Linked DNA regions of Homo sapiens: all the other regions are linked to region 3. Evidence: read pairs that join two places in POLR2A ChIA-PET (ENCODE). Cell type or tissue: HCT116. All regions are shown on one strand.

The links. Peaks named below come from ENCODE experiments on the same cell type or tissue, not always from the same donor. Only the 100,000 strongest peaks of a DNase experiment are listed, where the experiment ranks them.
Region 1: POLR2A ChIA-PET joins it to region 3 with 17 read pairs; 7 of 35 experiments call an interaction of 5 or more read pairs at or near these places.
Region 2: POLR2A ChIA-PET joins it to region 3 with 15 read pairs; 9 of 35 experiments call an interaction of 5 or more read pairs at or near these places.

The regions. Positions count from the first base shown.
Region 1 is chr1:8,186,427-8,194,426 of GRCh38, forward strand. It overlaps the pseudogene EIF2S3P1. Among named protein-coding and RNA genes, the nearest start is that of LINC01714, 18 kb to the right of the region's middle. In HCT116, no CTCF peak of the experiment used is centred here; a DNase peak (open chromatin) is centred at 3,685; H3K4me3 peaks cover 1,245 bases; H3K27ac peaks cover 7,213 bases.
Region 2 is chr1:8,149,913-8,157,912 of GRCh38, forward strand. No RefSeq gene overlaps it. Among named protein-coding and RNA genes, the nearest start is that of LINC01714, 55 kb to the right of the region's middle. In HCT116, no CTCF peak of the experiment used is centred here; a DNase peak (open chromatin) is centred at 4,949; H3K4me3 peaks cover 1,424 bases; H3K27ac peaks cover 4,246 bases.
Region 3 is chr1:8,074,175-8,082,174 of GRCh38, forward strand. All of the region lies in intron 2 of ERRFI1-DT (ERRFI1 divergent transcript), which reads left to right. Among named protein-coding and RNA genes, the nearest start is that of ERRFI1-DT, 52 kb to the left of the region's middle. In HCT116, no CTCF peak of the experiment used is centred here; DNase peaks (open chromatin) are centred at 2,666, 3,227 and 4,157; H3K4me3 peaks cover 2,941 bases; H3K27ac peaks cover 6,676 bases.

The DNA of each region.
Region 1 (8,000 bases), 110 kb after region 3:
AGATAACTTTAAGGACATTATGCCAACAAAGGTTCATAAAAATGTAAATAATTGATAAGGCAGGATAAGAGAAATTAGATTATATCATAATTCCAATTGTGGAATCGTTTAAGTGATTTATATTTATAACATTAAAACCTTTAAGAACTATATTGAATTTATAGTTAAATCCATTTAGGTTATCTGTCTTTCAAGTAAATGTCCTGTTTGAGAAGTCTTCATGTCTTGTAGGATGAATTAAAAGCAGAATATCAACATTTCACGAAGAGGACCAGCCTCAGCGGCTCACACCTATAATCCCGGCACTTAGGGAGGCCAAGGCAGGCAGATCACTTGAGCTCAGGAATTTGAGACAAGCCTGGGCAATATGGCAAAACTCCATGTCTACAAAAAATAAAAAAATTAGCCAGGAGTGGTGGCGTGCACCTGTAGGTAGTCCCAGCTATTCGGGAGGTTTGAGGGGAGAGGATCACCTGAGCCAGGGCAGGTCGGGGTGACAGTGAGCTGCAATTGTGCCACTTGCACTCCAGCCTGGCCAATAGAGTAAGACCCTGTTTCAAAACAAATTTTGTTCAAAAAGAGAAAAAATCCCCAAATTCATGTATAAAAAAATCAATAGCAAATTATCTTCTATCTAGACATAGCAAAGAATACACAAAGTGTGAAGAAATGAAGACTATGTTAGAGAAAAGTGAGAAATACTAAAACCATTTTGCTCTTTTGTCATCAATTGAAAGTTAAAAAAAATTTTTTTTTTTTTGAGATGGAGTCTCGCTCTGTCACCCAGGCTGGAGTGCAGTGGTGTGATCTCAGCTCACTGCAATCTCTGCCTCCCGGGTTCAAGCGATTCTCCTGCCTCAGCCTCCTGAGTAGCTGGGATTACAGGCATGTGCCACCACGCCTGGCTAATTTTTGTATTTTTTGTATTTTATTTATTTATTTATTTATTTATTTTTAGACAAGAGTCTTGCTCTTGCTGCCCAGGCTGGAGTGCAATGGCACGATCTCAGCTCACTGCAACCTCCGCCTCCCGGGTTCAAGTGATTCTCCTCCCTCAGCCTCCTGAGTAGCTGGGATTACAGGCATGCACCACCACACCCGGCTAATTTTGTATTTTTAGTAGAGACAAGGTTTCGTCATGTTGGCCAGGTTGGTCACGAACTCCTGACCACAAGTGATCTGCTCACCTTGGCCTCCCAAAGTGCTGGGATTACAGGAATGAGCCACTGAGCCCAGCCTGTAAACGTTCATTTAATGTTGTAACTGTGCCTATAAGATTGATATGGACCAGTGTGGTGGCTTATGCCAATAATCCCAGCACTTTGGGAGGCCGAGGCGGCTGGATCATCTGAGGTCAGAAATTCAAGACCAGCCTGGCCAACATGGTGAAACTCCATCTGTACTAAAAATACAAAAATTAGCCGGGAGTGGTGGCTCACACCTGTAATCCCAGCTACTCAGGAGGCTGAGGCAGAAGAATGGCTTGAACCCGGGAGGCAGAGGTTGCAGTGAGCTGAGATGGCACCACCGCACTCCAGCCTGGGTGACAGAGTGAGACTCCGTTTAAAAAAAAAAAAAAGTTATCTTAAAAATTATAAAATTTGGCTGGGTGCGGTGGCTCATGCCTGTAATCCCAGCACTTTGGGAGGCCGAGGCAGGCAGACCACGAGGTCAGGAGTTCGAGACCAGCCTGGTCAACATGGTGAAGTCCCTTCTCTACTAAAAAATACAAAAATTAGCTGGGCGAGGTGGCACGCACCTACAATCCCAGCTACTAGGGAGGCTGAGGCGGGAGGATCACTTGAATCCAGGAGGCAGAGGCTGCAGTGGACCAAAATTGCACCACTGAACTCCAGCCTGGGCAACAGAGTGGGAGCCTATCTCAAAATAATAATAAATAAATAAATAAATAAATATAAATAAAAATAAGAAAGTAATCAATATGAGACAGATCTAAAGGTCAGAAGGTAAAGAGCATGGGATCAGGATGACCACAAGCCAAGTAACAGTTGGCATAAAAAACAAAAAATCCAAAAATCAAATACTTCGAACTACCTTGGGAAGGTAAATCTTCCTCTGTGTTTTGTGTCAATCAAACATTCATGGAATGTTATACCAGTAGGGGCTGCCAATGACAGGTAGACACTGCACACAGTGGAGAACTAGTTACAAAAATGGAGGATTTTTCTAGTGAATAGTTAAATGAACCAGAATAGGTTCATCAATAAAAGAGCTGACTAAAAGATATCATGATTACTTTTTCAAGAATGTGAAGGGTTTTTAATAGAAGGGTTTTTATATGCAAAACATATATTCTCCATGTCTATGGAGGTCTGAAAAAGACTTTTATTTATTTATTTATTTATTTATTTAGAGAAAGGGTCTGGACGGGGCATGGTGGCTTACCCTAGTAATCCCATTACTTTGGGAGACTGAGACAGAAGGATCACCTGAGCCCAGGAGTTCGAGACGAGCCTGGGCAATGTGGCAAGATCCTGTCTCTAAAAAATAAAAAATAAGATAATAAAATCAAGAGACAGGGTGTCACTCTGTCACCCAGGCTGGAGTGTAGTAGTGTGATCACGGCTTGCTGAAACCTTAACCTCTGGGCTCAAGTGATCCTCCCTTCTCAGCCCCACTGAGTAGCTGGGACTACAGGTATGCGCCACCACGCTTCACTAATTTTTTAATTTTTTGTAGAGGTTGGTGGGGGAGGTGCTTTCACTATGTTGCCCAGGCTGGTCTTGAACTCCTGGCCTCAAGTGATTATCCTGCCTTGGCCTCCCAAAGTGCTGGGATTACAGGCATGAGCCACAGCACCCACCCTAAGAAAAAGCTTTTAAATGAAATCACACTTCTGGCTGGGCGAGGTGGCTCACGCCTGTAATCCCAGCATTTTGGGAGGCCCAGGTGGGTGGATCATCTGAAGTCAGGAGACCAGCCTGGCCAACATGGTGAAACCCCGTCTCTATTAAAAATACAAAAATTAGCCAGGCATGGTGGTGCACGCCTGTAATCCCAGCTACTAGGGAGGCTGAGGCAGGAGAATTGCTTGAATCCGGGAGGCGGAGGTTGCAGTGAAAGAAAAGAAAGAAAAAAGAAATCACACTGCTTAGGGAAGATTTGGGGCCCACATGCATTGATCAATCTAAAGACATGTGGAGAGTTCAGGTTATTTTCCAGGCACTGTGTTAGGCAGTGGGAACAAATGAGCAAGTGGGAGCTATCCCTCGTCAGAGCCCCTGCCCCAGCCATGGGCACCCCACAGGCCTAGGGCCCAGCCATACCAAAATATCAGAGACCTAAAAAATTGTAGTGTGATTATTTTCTATTAAGTGTTTACTTAATAGAAAAACAACAACAAAAAACATCGCAGCTCTCCTGGCAAGATGGTGAAGGGGCAAGGCTGGAGTGACTCAGGGGCATCTTTCTCACCAGGACCTCACCACGTTGGAAATTGAGGTCCACCAACTTGCCTCCACTTTTTCACGAAGCCATCAGCAGACAAGCCATGATGAACTGGGCATGCTCATGGAAAATCCACAGCTGTGAAAGCTATTTCTGGAGTTCACACTGTCAAGTTCAAAAATGAACTGGAAACAACCACAGAATCCACCTTGGGTAGGCTGAGGCCAACATTTATAAATCTGATGACTCAAGTTGTCCTTGGCCAGAATGTGCTGCACCCTGTGGAAGCAGGACACCTGATGCCTTTCCTACATGCATTCCAGGGACCTAAGGGAACTTCAAACAAGTCAGAGGTGTTGCGTTTGTTGACTGTCCTGGCCGTGATGTTTTGAGCTACTATGCTAACAGGGCCGCATTGACAGATGCTGCTCTTCGTTGACAGCTGCTAATGAACTTTGTACTCAGCCTCAGACTTCTTCTGAACATCTAGTTGCCATAGACAAAAAGCCTAAACATATTTTTGTTCGACAAAAATAAGATTTTTAAAAAGATTTGCTGCTGGGCATGGTGGCTGACGTCTGTGATCCCAGCACTTTGGGAGGCTGAGGCAGGAGGATCACTTGAAGTCAGGAGTTCAAGACCAGCCTGGCCAACATGGTGAAACCCTGTTTCTACTAAAAATACAAAAATTAGCCATGCGTGGTGGCAGGCGCCTGTAATCCCAGCTACTTGGGAGGCTGAGGCAGGAGAATCGCTTGAACCCGGGAGGTGGAGATTGCAGTGAGCCAAGATCAGGCTGCTGCACTCCAGCCTGGGAGACAGAGTCTCACGAGACTGTCTTAAAAAATAAATAAATAAATAAATAAAAAGATTTGCCTTTTGTTTTTTAATCTTATATATTTGTTTACTTATTTATTTATTTGAGACAGGGTCTTGCTCTATTGCCCAGGCTGGAGTAGAGTGGGGTGATCACTCACTGCAGCCTCGACCTCCCTGGGCTAAAACAATCCTCCCACCTCAGCCTCTGGGGTTGCGAGGACTACAGGTGCAGGCCACCATGCCCAGCTATTTTTTTTTGGTAGAGACGGAGTTTTACCATGTTGCCCAGGCTGGTCTCGAACTCCTGGGCTCAAGCCATCCTCCCACCTCAGCCTCCCAAAGTGCTGGGATTACAGGTGTGAGCCACTATGCGTGGCTCTTATTTTATTTTTTATTGATATATAACAGGATATATAACAGGAGGCTGAGGTGGGAGGATTACCTGAGCCCAAGAGGTTCAGGCTATAGTGAGCTGTGATCACCCCACTGCACTCCAGCCTGGGTGACAGAGCAAGATCTTATCTTGAAAATAAATAAATAAATAAATAAATATATTTTTTAAAAAGAGGGTCTAGCTGGTGATAGTATTTGAAAATGGGTATTAAAATTGGGGAGGAGATTAAAGTCAGACCTGGTATTGTTCCGAAGGTAGTGAAGGAAAACTCATGTGTGAACCAATCTTTTCCAAAATTGTTTCACTTTTTGCAGAACACAATGACCTTCAGCATGCACCTCCAGGGAGTCTTATCGTAGTTGGAACAAAAATTGACCCAACATTGTGCTAACCTGACATAATGGTGGGGCAGGTGCTTGGTGCAGTTGGAGTTTTACCTGAGATCTTCACTGATACGGTTTGGGTCTCTGTCCCCAGGAAATCTCAGGTTCAATTGCAATCCCCGATGTTGGAGGTGGGGCCTGATGGGAGGTGACTGGATCCTGGGGGCGGATTTCCTGCTGATTTCCCCGTTTGGTGCTGTTCTTGTGATAGAGTTCTCACGAGATCTGGTTGTTTAAAAGTGTGTGGCACCTCCCCACTCTCCTTCTTGCCCTTGCTCCAGCCATGTGACATGCCTGCTCCCTCTTCGCCTTCCACCATGATTGTAAGTTTCCTGAGGCCGCAGAACCGTGAGCCAGTTAAACCCCTTTTCTCTATAAATTACCCAGTCTCAGGTATTTCTCTTTTCTTTTTCTTTCTTTTTTTTTGGAGACAGAGTCTCGCTCTATGCCCCAGGCTGGAGTGCAGTAGCGTGATCTTGGCGCACTGCAACCTCCGCTGCCCGAGTTCAAGCGATTCTCATGCCTCCGTCTCCCAAGTAGTTGGGACTACAGGCGTGTGCCACCATGCCTGGTTAATTTGTGTATTTTTTATAGAGACAGGGTTTCACCATGTTGGCCAGGCTGGTCTCGAACTGACCTTAGGTGATCCGCCAGCCTCAGCCTCCCAAAGTTCTGGGATTACAGGCATGAGCCACTGCGCCAGGCCAGGTATTTCTTTATAGCTGTGCAAGAATGGACTAATATATTCCTAGAACTGGAAATTACCTATTTTCTACTTGGACGGCTTCTAGGTGTATGCATAGAAGGAGAGACGAGGCCGGGCGCGTGGCTCACGCCTGTAATCCCATCATTTTGGGAGGCCGAGGCGGATGGATCATAAGATCAGGAGTTAGAGACCAGCCTGGCCAAGATGGTGAAACCCCCGTCTCTACTAAAAATACAAAAATTAGCCGGGCTTGGGTGGCGGGCGCCTGTAATCCCAGCTACTCGGGAGGCTGAGGCAGGAGAATCGTTTGAACCCGGGAGGCGGAGGCAGTGAGCCGAGATCGTGCCCCTGCACTCCAGTCTAGGCGACAAGAGCAAGACTCTGTCTCAAAAAAAGAAAAATAAAAAAAAGGAGAGACAAAAAGGCAGCAGCTGTCTGAGAACTAAGTGCTCACACGGAACATAGGATCTCTATCCACAGAAGAAAGAGTTAGTGCAGTCAAGGCTGATGTGGGTAAAATAGTTCTCACTAATTCTGTGTACACAGAAGTAGAAGAAAATATTGCTTTTAGCCAAAGGGTTGAGAAACACGGGCGTTTCATTGGTTCAAGTCAGCTAGAAGAGGACTGACCATCAAGCTGATGGTCAGTTAAATAATATATTGGGTTGACGTCAGAATTTTTCTTATCAACCTAGGGGTATATTTTCAAAGCAATAATGGGGAATAAATTTCACAGCTCATTACTTTAGTAGAAACTGTTAGGTTATTCTCATATTTTGTGATAAAAATTTAACCTCTGCTGGGTGTGGTGGCTCACGCCTGTAATCCCAGCACTTTGGGAGGCCAAAGCAAGTGGATCACCTGAGGTCAGGAGTTCGAGACCAGCCTGACCAACATGGTGAAACCCCATCTTTATTAAAACTACAAAACTTAGCCAGGCATGGAGGCGCCTGTAATCCCAGCTATTAGGGAGGCTGAGGCAGGAGAATCACTTGAACCTGGGAGGCAGAGGTTGCAATGAGCTGAGATCGTGCCATTGCACTCCAGCTTGGGCAACAGAGTAAGACTGTCAAAAAAAAAAAAAAAATTAACCTCTACTAGTAAATAGTAAGGTCCATAATAAATGTCAAAGTTGACATACTGGTAGATTTAATCTACACTTGAGCAGAAATCGATCATTGCTAAATAGTTTCACATTTGTCAATCAGTGCAAGTTTGTAATGAAACTGCCTGTTACAACCAGCCTTTGCTGTAGCATAAACACCAGTGAGCCTGTTTGAAATAAAGTTTTTCTTCTTATTAAAAAAAAAAAAAAATCTGGAGCCTGGGCAAGGTGGCTCACCCCTGTAATCGCAACACTTTGGGAGGCTGAGGTGGGCGGATCGCCTGAGGTCAGGAGTTTGAGACCATCCTGGCCAACATGGTGAAACTCCATCTCTACTAAAAATACAAAAATTAGCCAGGCGTGGTTGTGTGTGCCTGTGGTCCCAGCTGCTCAGAAGGCTGAGGCAGGAGAATCACTTGAACCTGGGAGGTGGAGGTTGCAGTGAGCTGAGATCGTGCCACTGCACTCCAGCCTGGGTGACAGAGTGAGACCTGTCTTGAAAAAATAAATAAAATAAATAAATAAATAAATAAATAAACTGAAAAATAAAGTTAATGTTGACTATTTATGGTATGTAACATGATGTCACTGTTCTTAGTTTATATTTTATAACTCAAAAATCTCACCGTACTGGAAAGCTGTCTGTAGTGATATACTTCCCTCCTTGCTCACATTCCCAAGTTTGCACAGTGATTGATGGGAAAGGCAAAGCTGATCATAAATCATAGTTTGAACACCCCTCTAGGACCAAGACACTTTTCTCTCCCCTGGATCCGTGAGTTGCCAGTAGATGTCCTGATTTCGAAAGGGACCAGAGAAGAACTTGTGAATTAACAAGAAAAATGCATTGCACCTGGACAAACAACTCAACGCAGATGGCCTATAGAAGGGTCGGCCATGTTACGTTCCTATAGAGAGGCTAAACCATTGTTCAGAAAGCTCAGATGAACTGTTTACCATCTCCCCTGAGAATCAGACAAGAGGAAACTGGTTAAAATCACAACAGGAAGTTTACATTATAGTTTTTTAAAGTCTGCTGACAGTGAGTGGTCCTGGATAATATTATTGTGGTTCTGGGAGGATATAAATGCTTTGGTACCTATCCCCTGATGACAGAGAGGCTCTAGCACGTACATCTTGTGTGGGCTCGAAGAGTGCTTTTAAGTTCAAAACTTCAAATAGATG
Region 2 (8,000 bases), 76 kb after region 3:
ACAATCTTGGCTCACCGCAACCTCCACTTCCCTGGATCAAACAATTCTCGTGCCTCAGCTTCCTGAGTAGCTGGGCCCACAGGTGTGCACCATCACGACTGGAGAATTTTTCTATTTTTAGTAGAGACGGAGTTTCACCATGCTGGCCAGGCTGGTCTTGAACTCCTGACCTCAAATGATCTGCCCGCTTCAGCCTCCCAAAGTGCTGGGATTACAGGCGAGAGCCACTACCCCTGGCCTAAACTTGATTCTAATTGGCGGGTTTAAAAAAAAAACCACAGACACTCTATAATGTAAACAATCTTAATCATATTTCAATACTAATTTATACTCCCAGATACTTCCAAAAGGACTTTGAGGTAGCATACGGTAAAATACTAATGAAAATCAGTAAAACTAGTGGTTTTATTCATAATTGCCCCAAATCAGAAGCAATTAAGATGTTTCTCAGTAAGTGGTTGAATAAACAGACGGCGGCACCTGCAGACAATGGAGTATTATTCAGTGATAAAAACAAATGAGGCTGGTCATGGTGGCTCGCACCTGTAATTCCAGCACTTCGGGAGGCCGAGGTGGGCAGATCACTTGAGCCCAGGAGTTCGAAACCAGCCTGGGCAACATAGTGAGACCCCTGTCTCTACAAAAAATAAAATAAAATAAACAAAGTTAGCCAGACATGGTGTTGCATGCCTATGGTCCCAGCTACTGGGACCTGTTTCTGTTTTCAAAAAAAAACTGAAAAAAAAAAAAAAAAGAAAAAAAAGAAAAGAAATGAGCTATCAAGCCACAAAAAAAAACATGGAGGAAGCCGAAACATATTGCTAGGTGAATGAGCCAGTCTGAAAAGGCTATACCCTGGATGATTTCAACTACATGACACTCTGGAAAAAGCAAAATGATAAAGACAGCAAAAAAGATTGGTGGTTGCCAGGAACTGGGGAGTAAGGGAGAGGGGAGAGATGACCAGATGGAGCACGCGAGTTTTAGGGCAGTGAAACTATTATTCGGTACAACACTATAATGGTGGATCCATGTCATTATACATTTATCAAACCCATAGAATGTGTAATACAATGAGAGAATCCTCATGTAAATGATGGGCTTAGTTGTAAGGAATCGGTATAGGCTCAGCAAATGTAACGAGTGTACACCTTCATTTAAGATGAAAGTGGGTGCGGTGGCTCATGCCTGTAATCCCAGCACTTTGGGAGGCTGAGGTTGGCGGATCACTTGAGGTGAGGAGTTGGAGACCAGCCTGGCCAACATGGTGAAACCCCCTCTCTACTAAAAATACAAAAATTAGCCGGGTTTGGTGGTGTGCACCTGTAGTCCCAGCTACCTGGGAGACTGAGGCAGGAGAATTGCTTGAACCCGGGAGGCAGAGGTTGCGGTGAGCTGAGGTCACGCCACTGCACTCCAGCCTAGATGACAGAGTGAGACTCTGTCAAAAAAAAAAAAGAAAGAAAAAAAGATGTTACTAGCAGGAGAAAGTGTCTATGGGGAGAGGAAGGGCACACGGGAGCTCTGCGTTTTCTGCTCCATGTTCCTGTAAACCTAAAACTGCTCAACCAAATAAAAAGATCCATTTAAAAAATCAGTACCTTCGTAAAACCGAAAAAACATTAAAATAAGAATGAAGTGACAAGTGCAATTTAAGTCAGGAACTTGTTAGGTGAAAGTACTGAGGTGAAAACAGACCTTTATTCTGAATTCTCTGAGGAGCTGATCAAAGGAGGGATGAGTTACATAGGGCACATTGTCTACGGAAAGAAAACAGACCTGTTTTCCGGGAGAGACAGGCCAACTCTGAGATGAATTTGTCCCAGTTTGTTGCTGTTGTTTGTTTCAGAGACAGGGTCTCTTTCTGTCCCCCAGGCTGGAGTGCAGTGGCACAATCTCCTCTCACTGCAATCTCTGCCTCCCAGGCTCAAGCGATCTTTCCACCTCACACGCCTGAGTAGCACCCACCACAACACCCGGCTAATTTTTGTATTTTTTTGTAGGGATGGGGTTTCACCATGCTGCCCAGCTGGTTTTGAACTCCTGAGCTCAAGCGATCCATCCTCCTGCCTTGGCCTCCTAAAGTGCTGGGATTATAGGTGTGAGCCACTGCGTTTGGCTAGTTTTTATTCCTCATGGAGAAATAGCATAATGGGTGATGAGCCCGACTGGGCTGTCACTAGAAGTTCTACACATTACCATTTCGTATCAATCCAGGTTTTAAAAACCCAAGAAGGCCTGATGCTGCTACATTGTAGCTCATCAGGATGGTTCTGTGCTGCACACAGATTGGAGGACGCAGATATCTTTCTTCAGGATCAGTGCTTACGGTTTCATTTTAGGAATATCTATTTGCCCCTCAACTTTAAAGCTGAGTCAGGGCTGCGCCAGATGTGTTTTGTCTGCTTCTATACTCCTGACTTGTTCATTTTTCCCTTAAAGGGCTGCTTTCCGACTAGGCGTGGTGGCTTATGCCTGTAATCCAAGCATTTTGGGAGGCCAAGGAAGGAGGATGGCTTGAGATCAGGTGTTCGAGACCAGCCTGGCCAACATGGTGAGACCCCGTTTCTACTGAAAATACAAAAAAATTAGCCAGGCATGGTGGCACGTGCCTTTAACTCCAGCTACTCTGGAGGCTGAGGCAGGAGAATCACTTGAACTCGGAAGGTGGAGGTTGCAGTGAGCCGAGATCACCCCACTGCACTCCAGCCTGGGCGACAGAGCAAGACTCCATCTCAAAAAAAAAAAAAAAGGGCTGCTTTCAAAGATCACTGCATAAGTAGTGTGCTTATTATGATAGATTTTATAACTTTAAGATATAATCATCTTGTTCTTTTTCGTACATTAGCAAAGGAAACCATGAAACCACACGTTAGAATTGAGGGGACTTTGAAGTCAGGGAGTCTCTTTTTTACAGTTGAAGAGGCTCCGACAAACGTCAATGGTTTGCTCATGGGTACATGGCTAGTAAACACCAGAGCTGGCTCTAGGACTCGCATTGATGTCGGTTAATTGATATACCTGACCCCGCTACTAGTGCACAATTACTGCCCTGCGTCAGGCCAAATCAGGGGCATGGATCATCATGTTGGGGACACTACCCCAAAGGAGGAGATGACATGGCTGTCCACAAACCGGGAGCCCAGTTGTGCCCAGAATTGGTTCCTTCTGGTTGGTTCTTGGTCTCGCTGACTTCAAAAATGAAGCCGCGGACCCTCACAGTGAGTGGTACAGTTCTAAAGATGGTGTGTCTGAAGTTTGTTCCTTCAGATGTTGAGATGTGTTCAGAGTTTCTTCCTTCTGGTAGGTTTGTGGTCTCACTGACTTCATGAGTGAAGCCACAGACCTTTGCAGTGAGTGTTACAACTCTTAAAGGTGGTGTGTGTGGAGTTCTCTGTTCCTCCTGGTGGATTCGTGGTCTTGCTGGCTTCAGGACTGAAGCTGCAGACCTTCATGGTGACTGTTAATCTCACAAAGGTAGCACAAACCCAAAGACTGAGCAGCAGTAAAATTTATTGCTAAGAACAAAAGAACAAAACTTCCACAGTTAGAAGACGACTGGCGGAGATTACCGCTGCTGGCTCAGGTGGCCAGCTTTTATTCCCTTATTTGGTCCCACCCACATCCTGCTGATTGGTCCACTTTTCAGAGCACTGATTGGTCCATTTTACAGAGTGCTGATTGGTCCGTTTTTACTGAGTGCTGATTGGTGCATTTACAAACCTTTAGCTAGACACAGAGCGCTGACTGGTGCGTTTTTACAGAGTGCTGATTGGTGTGTTTACAAACCTTTAGCCAGACGCAGAGCTCTGATTGGTGTGTTTACAATCCTTTAGCTAGACAGAAAAGTTATCCAAGTCCCCCCACCTGACCCAGAAGCCCAGCTGGATTCACCTCTCACGGTGGCCCTCCTGCTCACACAACCTGCCTACCTCTTGGGAAGACACCTCCTGTTTGGACTTGCTGGTTTTTGTGCAGTCACGCAGAAAGCCCCATTTCGCATGACGCTAGCTGAACTAGAAGCAGAGAGACATGTACAACATTATAGATCTTTTATAGTTAAAAGGACCAGGAAATTCTGATCCCCTGACCCTCTCAACACCCTCCCCCCGCCACCCAAAACAACCACCAGGAAAGCGTTCTGCACTTCAGTGGAAAAGGCAAATCTTGTAACACTTGGCCTTGGCCTAGGTGCTGGGTGTCCAGAGCGGATAGAGGCCCATGGCGACAGTTGTGCCAGCAGATTCCTGCTGCTAAGTCCCCGGCCTTTGCGCTCTGTGGCCTGGGCTGATGGGTGGGTGGGTGCCTTTATTTGCCTGGTTGAGGAGTGCACTCACTGGGGGCCATTTGGTTTGAAACATTTTTTGCAGCTAAGGGGTGGTAAAGATGACGCTAGTTTAGCTGAGTTTAAGGCTAATTAATCAGCCTTCTTTTTTCTTTTTCTTTCCTTTTTTTTTTAGACAGAGTCTCACACAATTCCCTGGGCTGGAGTGCAGTGGTGCGATCATGGCTCACTACTGCAGCATCAACCTCCTGGACTCAAGCAATTCTCCTGCCTCAGCCTCCCGAGTAGCTGGGACTATAGGTGCCCAACACCATTGCCCCGCTATTTTTTTATTTTTTATTTTTTATTTTTTGTGGAGACAGGGCTTTGCCATGTTGCTCAGGCTGGTCTCAAACTCCTGGGCCCAAGTGATCCTCCTGCCTCAGTCTCCCAAAGTGCCAGATTTACAGGTGTAAGCCACCGCGCCCAGCCAAATCAGCCTTCTAAAGAGCTTAATTTTCCATCACTGACTTTGTGTTCTTTTATACAAAGGTTGCAGACTCCGAGGCTGAAACCCCTTTCTGACCGGTAGCTCTAGAGTAAACAAACGCCTGGACTTTCTTCATCCCCTGAAGACAAAGAACTTGTTCATGAGCCTCTCCAGGCAGCTCGTGGTCTGAGCTGTCAGGAATGACGGATGAGCAGCTGCTTTTGCCGGCGCCTCCGCGGCAGCTAAGGTAGCGCTCACAGGACTGTCTACACCATGGACTCAGTGTTCAGGTGTTCAGGGAGTTATTATTGGAGCAGCTCACTCTATCTTAAGGCAGACAGCCCCGGGCAAAGCGCAGCGGATAAACACAAGTGACATCTTATGAAACCTAAGTTCATGTGAAATCCTAGATAATTCTGTTGTCAGAAGTGAAAATATATATTGCATTTTTATCTAAAAATAAAAATGAATGTGATGATCTTTTTGCTCTTTGAGATCTAGATTTCGAAAATCTTTTCTTAGATGAAGAAGGAAGCCATTTCTTTGTACTATATCTTGGAAGAAGATTTTTTTTAAAGGAAAGCTGTAGGCTATATATACAGTCAGAAATTTGAAAAGATGCATATATATTTATTGAAAACTAGAAATGTTTTTGAAATAATAATAAGTTTAAAAAAGGAGAACAGAGTAAAAAGTGGAAAAGCAGTTAATTACATAATACAATACGTATTAGAAAAGGGGAAACCACTCCGTTTTTCTGATCCTAATCCTAGGAAAAAATTTCCTTGGAGAAATCTGCATCTTAGGCAGCTCTGGGAAGAATCCAAGGGCCCTCACTCCATCTTTAAAGAGCCCACCCTGGCTTTTCCCAGTGGAATTTGCTATGTTTGGGAAGTTTAAAAAGTGTTTAAGACAATATGGATTTTGCAATGGGATTTACACATAATTAACTCATGAGTCGCTTCTTTTGTGTTCCACTCTATGTCTGCTTTGTGGTTCCTGAAAGTCCTTGAAGAACCGGAGCTGAAGGTACAGGGCCCACGTTTGCCTAATCCCAGGCTGGAACAATTGGTTTCAGTCCCCGCCTCTCTTGGAATGTGGTTTGGAGGTGGAGGAAGGGGAGGAGGGGGACGCAGGAGGCCGGTGGAGCACGGCAGAGCAAAGCAGCTTCCTTCTCCAAGGGCTGAGGAGCCACGGAGTGCTCCTCTTTTAGGTCATCTCCTTTTTTGTTTTTGTTTTTGAGACAGGGTCTCACCCTGTTGCCCAGGCTGGAGTGCTGTGGTACAATCACAGCACACTGCAGCCTCAACCTCCTGGGCGCAGGCCATTCTCTCACCTTAGCCTCCCCAGTAGCTGGGACCACAGGTGTGCGCCACAGCACCTGGCTAATTTTCTTGGTCACTCCTACTTGCGTCCCTGCTGCCTTCGGAGTGGCCGCTTCTCCTTGCCTTTCTCTTGGTTCGCCTTACAGCCTCAGTTTCCCCCAGCCCCAATCCTTTATGCCCAGGCCTTCCAACCACCACAGTGAATGCAGACTTACTTTGTTTTGAACCCTGGGGGTTGAATAATGGAGGAATCTTCTCTGGAGGAGAGGTTTCTCTCTAGTGGAGGGAGCTTCCCTCTGTTTTCCCAGCTCCAGGATGCCTTTCTACCAGTCCTGTGCTGTTCTCAGATTAACCGAGCAGCCTCTGGTTGGATGACTGGGTTAGGAATCCCCAATTTATTGGCAAGGTGGTGACTGGTTGACACATATTCTTGGCCAGGCACAGTGGCTCATGCCTGTAATCCCAGAACTTTGGGAGGCTGAGGTGGGTGGATCACTTGAGGCCAGGAGTTCGAGACCAGCCTGGCCAACATGGCAAAACCCCATCTCTACTAAAAATACAAAAATTAGCTGTGCGTGGTGGCGGGCGCCTGTAATCCCAGCTACTCCGGAGGCTGAGGCAGGAGAATCACTTGAACCCGGGAGGCGGAGGTTGCAGTGAACCAAGATCTCACCACTGCACTCCAGCCTGGACGACAGAGCAAGACTTCGTCTCAGAAAAAAACAAAAAACAAAAAACACACACCCACAAATTCTGGGTATACTTGGTGTGGTACTGTGGGAAATAGAGAGTTGGTCTCTATTTGTGTTCCTAGCACAAGCTCCTAGAGGTCTTGAAATTGTCAGCGTGATAAGAGTGTTTTTTGTGTGCTAATGAGATGACTGTTGGCTGGGTGCCCCTACAGAGCTTCAGGTTGGGGGCTGGCTGGCCACCAGGAAGACCAAGGCAGGATTAGAGGGTTAGAGCTTTCACTGCTCCCTCCACCATTGGGCCAATCACCAATGGCCAATGATTTGAGCAGTCGTGCAAGTGTAATGAACCTGCATAAAAATCCTAAAGCTTCTGGGCTGGTGAACAGGTGTTGGTGCTGGGCGGGGAGCTCTGAGACCCCCTCCCCACACCTTCCTCTGTGCGTCTCTTCCATTTGGCTGTGCCTGTGTTGAATCCTTAGCGATGAACCAGTAATGCTAAGTAAAGGGCTTTCTCTTTCTGTGAGACATTCTAACGAATCATTGAACCTGAGCAGGGGTTCATGGGAGCCCCCGATTTCCAGTCAGTCGGTCAGAAGTGCAGGTGGCCTGGGACTTTTGACCAGTGTCTGGACTGAGGGTGGCCTCGTAGGACCGAGCCCATCACCTGTGAAGTCTGCTGCTAACCCTGGGAAGTTAGTGTCAGGACTGAGTTGCAAAGTTGGAGACGCAGTTGGTACATGGGAAAATAAACCACACTTTGCTGTCAGAGGCAGTGTGAGTAAAAACAATTCAACTGGCAATTGTATTGTTATATTTCTTCTGTTTTAATAATTTATCATTTGTTTCATGTGATAAAACAAATAAGTTATTTGTAATTTATTATATGTAATTAATTATTACTCAATTAATAATGTGAATCCATCTAGAAAAAGAGTTTCTGGGCTGGGTGCGGTGGCTCATGCCTGTAATCCCAGCATTTTGGAAGGCTGAGACAGGAGGATCACTTGAGGCCAGGAGTTCAAGACCAGCCTGGGCAACATAGTGAGACCCTGTATCTAAAAAAAAAAAAAAAAAAAAAAAGAAGAAGAAGAAGAGGAAGAAGACAAAGAAGGAGGAGGAGGAGGAGGAAGAAGAAGGAGGAGGAAGAGGAAGAATAAGATGGAAGAGGAGGAGGAAGAAGAAGGAGAAGAAGGAAGAGGAAGAGGAGGAGGAAGAAGGAGAAGAAGAAG
Region 3 (8,000 bases):
GCCTGTAATCACAGGACTCTGGGAGGCTGAGGAGGGTGGATCACTTCAGGTCAGGAGTTCGAGACCAGACTGGCCAACATAGTGAAACCCCATCTCTACTGAAACAAAACAAAACAAAACAAAAAATTAGCCAGGCATGGGGCACGTGCCTGTAATCCCAGCTACTCAGGAAGCTGAGGTGGGAGAATTGCTAGAATCGCTGGAACCCGGGAGGCGGAGGTTGCAGTGAGCCGAGGTTGCGCCGCTGCACTCCAGCCTGGGAGACAGAGCGAGGCTCCATCTCAAAAAAAAAAAAAAAGTGTGTTCATACTTAGGAAGTTAAGATGGGAGGATCGCTTGAGCGTGGGAATTTGAGGCCAGCCTGGACAACATAATGAGACCCTGTCTTTAAAAAAAAAAAAAAAAAAAGCTGGGTGCAGTGGCTCATGCCTGTAATCCCAGCACTTTGGGAGGCCAAGGCACCAAGGTGGGTGGATCACCTGAGGTCAGGAGTTTGAGACCAGCCTGGCCAACATGGCAAAACCCTGTCTCTACTAAAAATACAATAATTAGCTGGGTGTGGTGGCCCACGCCTGTAGTCCCAGGTACTTGGGAGGCTGGGGCAGGAGAATAGCTTGAACCTGGCGGGTGGGGGTTCCAGTGAGCTGAGATTGCGCCACTGCGCTCCAGCCTGGGCAACAGAGCAAGACTCAGTCTCAAAAACAACAACAACAACAGCAACAACAAAGAGTGAGAGAGTGTGTGTTCATTATTTATGTATATGCATAAATTGTTTGTATACGTTCCCCCAACTTGATTATGAGTTTTGCATATTCCCCACTAGAATAGTATTCTTTACATAGGAATACCCCAGTACATGTTGTTGATAACATCTCATAGGAAGAACCAGCTCAGACAAAGTGCTACTGAAACTGAAAAAGTGTGTGTGCCCCCAAAACTAACGTTAATAAAGTAAGATATGTTGCCAGATATTGTATCCAGAAAATGCATTTATCACTGAGCTCACTTAAAGAAAAATACTGCCTGGGTCAAAAAGTTACTCTTAACCAAGCATTGAATGCTAAACTGGAGGTCCTAAGCGGCATGCATTCTTCTTTTTTTGGGTGGGGGCGGACAGTGTCTTACTCTATCCCACAGGCTGGAGTGCAGTGGCGTGATCTCGGCTCGCTGCAACCTCTGCCCCCCGGGTTCAAGCAATTCTCCTGCCTCAGCCTCCCGAGTAGCTGGGATTACAGGCATGTACCACCACTCTCGGCTAATTTTTTTTGTATTGGCTAAATTTTTTGTATTTTTAGTAGAGACAGGGTTTTGCCATGTTGGCCAGGCTGGTCTTGATCTCCTGACCTCAGGTGATCCGCCTCCTCGGCCTCCTAAAGTGCTAGGATTGCAGACATGAGCCACCGCGCCCGGCCGAGGCATGCATTCTTCTGAAGGCTGGTTTACTCTGATCCTACAAGGTTGTAGCTGGAATCTGGGTGGTTTCCTAAGAGAACTGACAGTTCCCTGGTGAAGCTATTCATGGCTCTCTTGAAACCAAGAGAAGGGTGTAGGAGCAAAGGGAATTTCCTTTCCCCATTTTTGAAGGTTTGCTCATTTGAGTCTACAAAACGAACTCTCAATAGAGGGCTAACAGGACAAAGGCACACACATTTATTCTGTGCACATGCACAGGGAGCCACACAAATATGAGACTCAAAGAAGGGCCAGATGACTGCAGTTTTTATACCCTACAGAGAGGACTAGATGCCTGGAGCTCCAGGTGGGAGGTGGTGACACGTCACGGGGGCCGCCAGGAGGAAAGGCATGGGTGAGCAAAGGCTGTCTTGTTATGCAGATGAGTCTTGCACACATCATCCCTGGAAAGAATGGCTGGTAGCCTATGGTAAAAGTTCCTCTATCAGAACTTTAGTCTCCTTTTCCTGTGAGTTCACCTTTCCTGAATCTGGATAAGGAGATAGAGAGATTGATACAGGTGTTAAAAAGAAATTACTTAGGCAGATAGTGAGGGTAAGAGAGTCCTCAGTCCTTTTAATAAAAAGCAGCCCACAAATAATTTCTTTTCTAATACAAAGCAGCCTGAAAAATCAAGCTGCAAACATAGACAAGCAAGCTGGAAGCTTGCATAGGTAAATGCCAGCAGCTGTGCCAATAGAAAAGGGCTTCCTGGAAGCCAGGTATGTTCAACACAGAGGCTCTCTCCCCTTTCCTTTGTTGCCACGTGTGTAGTAAAGAAGCAGGCTACATGGTGCTGGCCAGATAGAGACCCCACCTGCATGATAAGAGACTAGGGGCTGGGCGTGGTGGCTCATACCTATAATCTCAGTAGTTTGGGAGGCTGAAGCGGGTGGATTACCTGAGTTCAGGAGTTCGAGACCAGCCTGGCCAAAATGGTGAAACTCTGTCTCTACTAAAAATACAGAATTAGCTGGGCATGGTGGTGCATGCCTGTAATCCCAGCAACTCGGGAGGCTGAGGCAGAAGAATCACTTGAACCTGGGAGGCAGAGGTTGCAGTGAGCCAAGATCATGCCACTGAATTCCAGCCTGGGTGACAGAGCAAGACTCTGTCTCAAAAAAAAAAAAAAAAAAGAGAGATTAGGGTGGGGTGGCCAGCTTCTTTGCATGCTATGTGAATGGCTCACCTGGTCCCACCAATCCTTTGTGCCCTGTGTAAATCAGACACCACCTTCTCAAGTTCATCTATAAAACCAACTGCATCTCACCACGAACTGGGAGATCCACTCGGAACCCCTTCCCTCTGCACGAGGGAAGGCGGAGGTTGCAGTGAGCCGAGATCGTGCCATTGCACTCTAGCCTGGGCGATAGAGCAAGACTCCGTCTCAAAAAAGAAAAAAGAAAAATATGCTAAAATGACGTTTTAAAAGTTGCTTGTCCACTCATATATTTTTGTCAAGCTTTGTGTTACGAAACAGAGTCAAAGCCTAGTATCATTTTTAGCAGGGGTTGGGGGAGGGGGTGGGAAGTGATAAGTGAGACTGGAGGGAAGGCCAAAGGATTTGAAGGACAGAAAAGCACATATCCTTCCTAGACCTCCCCTGGCTCCAGGATGGAAAATGACTTGGCAGGGGCCCTTTTTGTGCAGGCCAGAAGGGAATTTATTTCCCAGCTGTTCTGTTGTATTTTCCTTGTTAGTCTTTGCTCCCACGGTCTAAGAGCAAATACCGGATCTTAGCGCCTACAGTACTGGTCAAGAGCTGCCACTTCAGTCAGTGTGACTCACAGCTGTCCGTGAACCACCTACTGTAACAGCTGGCTAGACACCACAGCCCTGCGGCCCTGCAGCCCAGCCACGTCTTTTTAGCTTCACCTCGACGGCCTTGCTCTTGACCTGAAATCACCATCACCTTAATGGGCTAGAAAAGGTGGGGTTTAGAGGTAGATACTTTTATTCATTTTTCTTAAATTGTATTTCTCAATTGCCACTCAAGGATCTTGGAAGATGTATTTAATCTCAACATCAAATTAGAGTTCTAGGAGACCAAGGCAATTGAATATGTCATTGGACAAAACTCCACTTCATATCCTTTGGTGTGTAAATGATTCATTCCTTGAAGAAGAAAGGTTCTGGTTAATTTGCGGCTTCGTTATGATTTGCTGCTTTTTTGTGATAAGGATGAGGGGAACTGCCTTTAGAAAAACTGGTTCCGTGGTAGGATCATGGTAGGATGACCTCTGGCCTCTCTCCCTGGGCTCTCTGCTGTAGCTTTCTTCCTCTCTAAGGCTTATTCCTGAAGCTTCACTAGAGACAGGTAAAATACAGTTCCTGCCCTCCGGAAGTTTCCAAATCAGCTGTGGATATAGATTACTGTAGGAGAATCATAAAATCACAGGAGTACAAATAAAATGCAGTTTCAGAGAAAGTACACATTACTTTTTGCCTCAGCTTGTACTGTAACATTAGCCTGTGTCTTTATCAGCCTAGAGCTTTACTTTGTTTTATTATTTTAAAAAAGAAAATCGTTCTGCTGGACTGGAAATACCTTGACGCCAGAGGCCATGTTATTTTTATCTTTTGATCTCCTCTCTATTCTAGTACATTCAGGCTCCACACAGGACACAGCACACATAATACTGCCTGGTAAGCATTTGCTGACATCACTGAATTGGGGAAGGTGTTGTTGAAAAGGTAGAACTTGAGCTCTGTTTTTAAATAGAGAGGGGCAGTTGGCGGTGACACACTCCCCATCTATGAGTCATTTGTTCTGGGCCGCAAGGAAGAATTTGAAAACTCAGAACAGAAGGGGAAAGAATGGCAGGTTGGTAGAATGACTAGAACAGAGCTGGGTGTTAGTTTGACAGAATATGAGGTCGGAGAGGAGGCCAACCAGCCTGGTTGCTGTTCTGGAGAATAATTGGGATATTACCGTGGCTAGATGCAGGAGGAGGGCCTTCCTGGGGTTGGAATGTTTGTGGAATGAATAGCATTTCTTTCCCTCTCTATTTCATCCTGAGGACACCGTCAGCTTCTTCACTGGTCCCTTAGCACATTTCATCCGTTCCTGGTGGTGGGAAGGTTGGAGCAGGGTGAGAGGGGAGCTGTTCAAATGATTTCCTTGTTCCTTTCTTCAACGTGTGTCAGTGTTATTAATTATTTTGTTCTGGAATTGGTTTGTTCTCAGGAAAGATGTTGAGTGCATTTTGAAAAACTATGTGAAAATTAGATTGAGCAAATAAAGTTTTTCCATTGTGGGAAGGATCCTGGATGACTTTATAGAGGTTCCATGGTTGAATAAGATGACCTCTTTAAAAGCAGCTACCGAGCTCGGGGCAACAGCTCAAGCTAGAGACAGTGTAAAAACAGCAACTTTGGGGAAATAAATAAGTTTCTTTGTTGACAGTGCTTGTGAGACATCTAGGAAGAGAGAGCAAATTTGCATGGGAAATCAGGCCTTGAGCTCAAGAGACGTCAGCGCAGAAATGAAGATTTAGCAGACAAAGGTGGCAGCTTAAAGGGGGTGATGGTTGAGAGGCGCAGGCTGCAGTGAGCCAAGATCGTGCCACTGCACCAGCCTGGGTGATGGTGCAAGTCAGTTAGGTCCTTCACTAGACTCTGCTGTGGCCTAGGTGACTGGTGTCCAGGGCTCCATAACCACCAGCAATTAGAAGCAGCTGGGCCCAGTGGCTCATGCCTATAATCCCAGCACTTTGGGAGGGTGAGGTGGGTGGATCACCTGAGGTCGGGACTTTGAGACCAGCCTGGCCGACATGGTGAAACCCCATCTCTACTAAAAATACAAAAATTAGCCGGGTGTAGTGGTGTGCACCTGTAATCCCAGCTACTTGGGAGGCTGAGGCACGAGAATCGCTTGAACTCAAGAGATGGAGGTTCTAATGAGTAAACATCGCACCACTGCACTCCAGCCTGGGCAAAAGGGCGACAACAGCCTGAGGGGGAAAAAAGGCAATATTTTCTGTGCATTTCCATTTGGCGTGCTATGATAGAGCGCATCCTTAACTTGTGATCAGATTCTTAGTGGTTTCCAAAGGTTAAGAAATTGGTGTCATAGAATTGGCCAGGCGCGGTGGCTCACGCCTGTAATCCCAGCACTTTGGGAGGCCGAGGCGGGCGGATCACGAGGTCAGGAGATCGAGACCATCCTGGCTAACATGGTGAAACCCCGTCTCTACTAAAAATACAAAAAAATTAGCCAGGCATGGTGGCGGGGGCCTGTAGTCCCAGCTACTCAGGAGGCTGAGGCAGGAGAATGGCGTGAACCCGGGAGGTGGAGCTTGTAGTGAGCCGAGATTGTGCCACTGCATTCCAGCCTGGGCGACAGAGCAAGACTCCATCTCAAAAAAATAAGAAAAAAAAGAAATTGGTGTCATAGAATGAGAAGATAAGAGCAAGAAGGTCAGGACTTGGGGCAGACTTGTTGGGGGCAGTCAGAATTGAAAGAGTAAGAAGAGGGGAGCCGGGGGAATGGTGTCTTCAAGTTGGATAGGACTCAAAGAACACACCAGGTTGACCTTTAGAAGGTTATTAGTGATAAGCAGAGGATGGGAATTAGGGAGTAGGGACAGCTAGTCTAGACTTTGCTTTCTTGGAGGTTAACATTTGACAAGAGTGAATGTTTGCTGAGTTCCTAAGAAGGGCCAGACACTGTGACATCTGTTGTAGACATAAATGTGGGCAAAGATGACTTTGGTTTTGCACTCATAGATGTTAGGGTCTCGTGGGAGAGAGAGGCATTGATGAAATAATGATCCCAAAGGAAGCACATCCTCACAAACTGGGTCAGACTTCGCAGGGAGAAACATGGTGCATAGCACAGGAGCATGCCATGATCTGTGGGTCAAAGAAGGCTCCCTGAGGCTGTAAGCACAGCCCCGAGGGGTGAATAGGAACGATGTGGTCGGGGGGTGGTGTGGGGGTGGGGGACGGAGATCAGAAGAGTCCAGGTCACAGGGAGAGCAGGTGCTGAGCCTTGTGAATGTGGAGCCAGTGAGAAAAGTGATCGTGGCAGGAGGCCATGCTGGGTCTTCTCTTTCATAAGGATTTGGGTCTAAGAATAATTAGGTAACCACTAATGTTAGATGGTGTAACATTTGCATTTTGGAATAAAGTAGAAGAGTTCAGGTGATAGTGATAGCCTGAACCGGGATCCTGGGAATGAAGGTGAAGAGAAGCAGATGGATTCAAGAACAATGCAGAAGGTAAAATTAGCCCCAGATGGTAGCAGGGAAGGAGAGACGGAACATAGTGATTTAGAGAGGTTGGTAAGACGCAAAGGTTTTTCTTCAGGTGGAGAACACTTGAGTTCATTCATAGGCAAAGAGAAAGAGCAATGGAGAGAGACGACTCAAAGAAATAAGAGCAAGTGGGGAAAATGTACGTCTTGGAATCAGAAACACTGATCCTCTGAGAAGAAAGGGCTGATGGCTATGTAGGTACATTTATAGGTGGGAATGAGGGAATTTGAGATTTGAAGCCTTGATCCACAAAATGGGGCTCAGATATGTTCTTGGAGTGAGGCCATGGTCTCCTAAGTAATGGGGTAGCACCAGGCTCTGGAGGAAAAGCAAGAAGCTGGGAGATGGTTCATAGAAGGGCCACAGTGCTGTTTAGAACACGGGAGAGGATGAAACATTTTTGTGTATATATCATGTGTAAGTTATTTGTGTGTACTCAGAAACATTGCATAATCCTCACAGCACCTTGCAAGGTCCATATTTTGATTTTATATTCGGAAACGAGAGTCAGGGAGTTTTGAACTTCAAATGTCAAAGCACACATCTTGAGCACTGTGGAGTCATCTTTCTCCTGGATTCGTGAAGTAGTTTGCCCAACTGTTGGGATCAGTGGTTGGTTGCAGTAGGGTGAGAAGGAGCATAGATCTACCCAGAGACTTGCTTTATGACTTAGGAAAACTTGATAATTTTCTCATGAACTAGGTATATACACAAGTCTGTCTTTCTTTCTTTCTTTCTTTTTTTTTTTTAGAGACGGAGTCTTGCTCTGTTGCCCAGGCTGGAGTGCAATGGGATGATCTCAGCTCACTGCAACCTCCGCCTCCCAGGTTCTAGCAATTCTCCTGTCTCAGCCTCCAGAGTGGCTGGGATGACAGACGCACGTCACTATGCCCAGCTAATTTTGTGTATTTTAGTAGAGACGGAGTTTCACTGTGTTGCCCAGGCTGGTCTTGAACTCCTGAGCTCAGGCAATTCACCTGCCTCGGCCTCCCAAAGTGCTAGGATTATAGGCGTGAGCCACCGTGCCCAGCTACAAGTCTATTTCAAATGGCATATTAATTTGTGTTTTATACTCACAATGTAGTCCAGCCATAGGAATACCAATAAAACATACCAATTTTCTAAAACGTACCCTAGGCTGGGTGTGGTGGCTCACATCTGTAATCCCAGCACTTTGGGAGGCCAAGGTGGGTGGATTGCTTGAGCTATAGTCAGCTTGGGAAACATGGCAAGACCCTGTCTCTACGAAAAGTACAAAAATTAGCTGGGCATGGTGGTGCACACCTATAT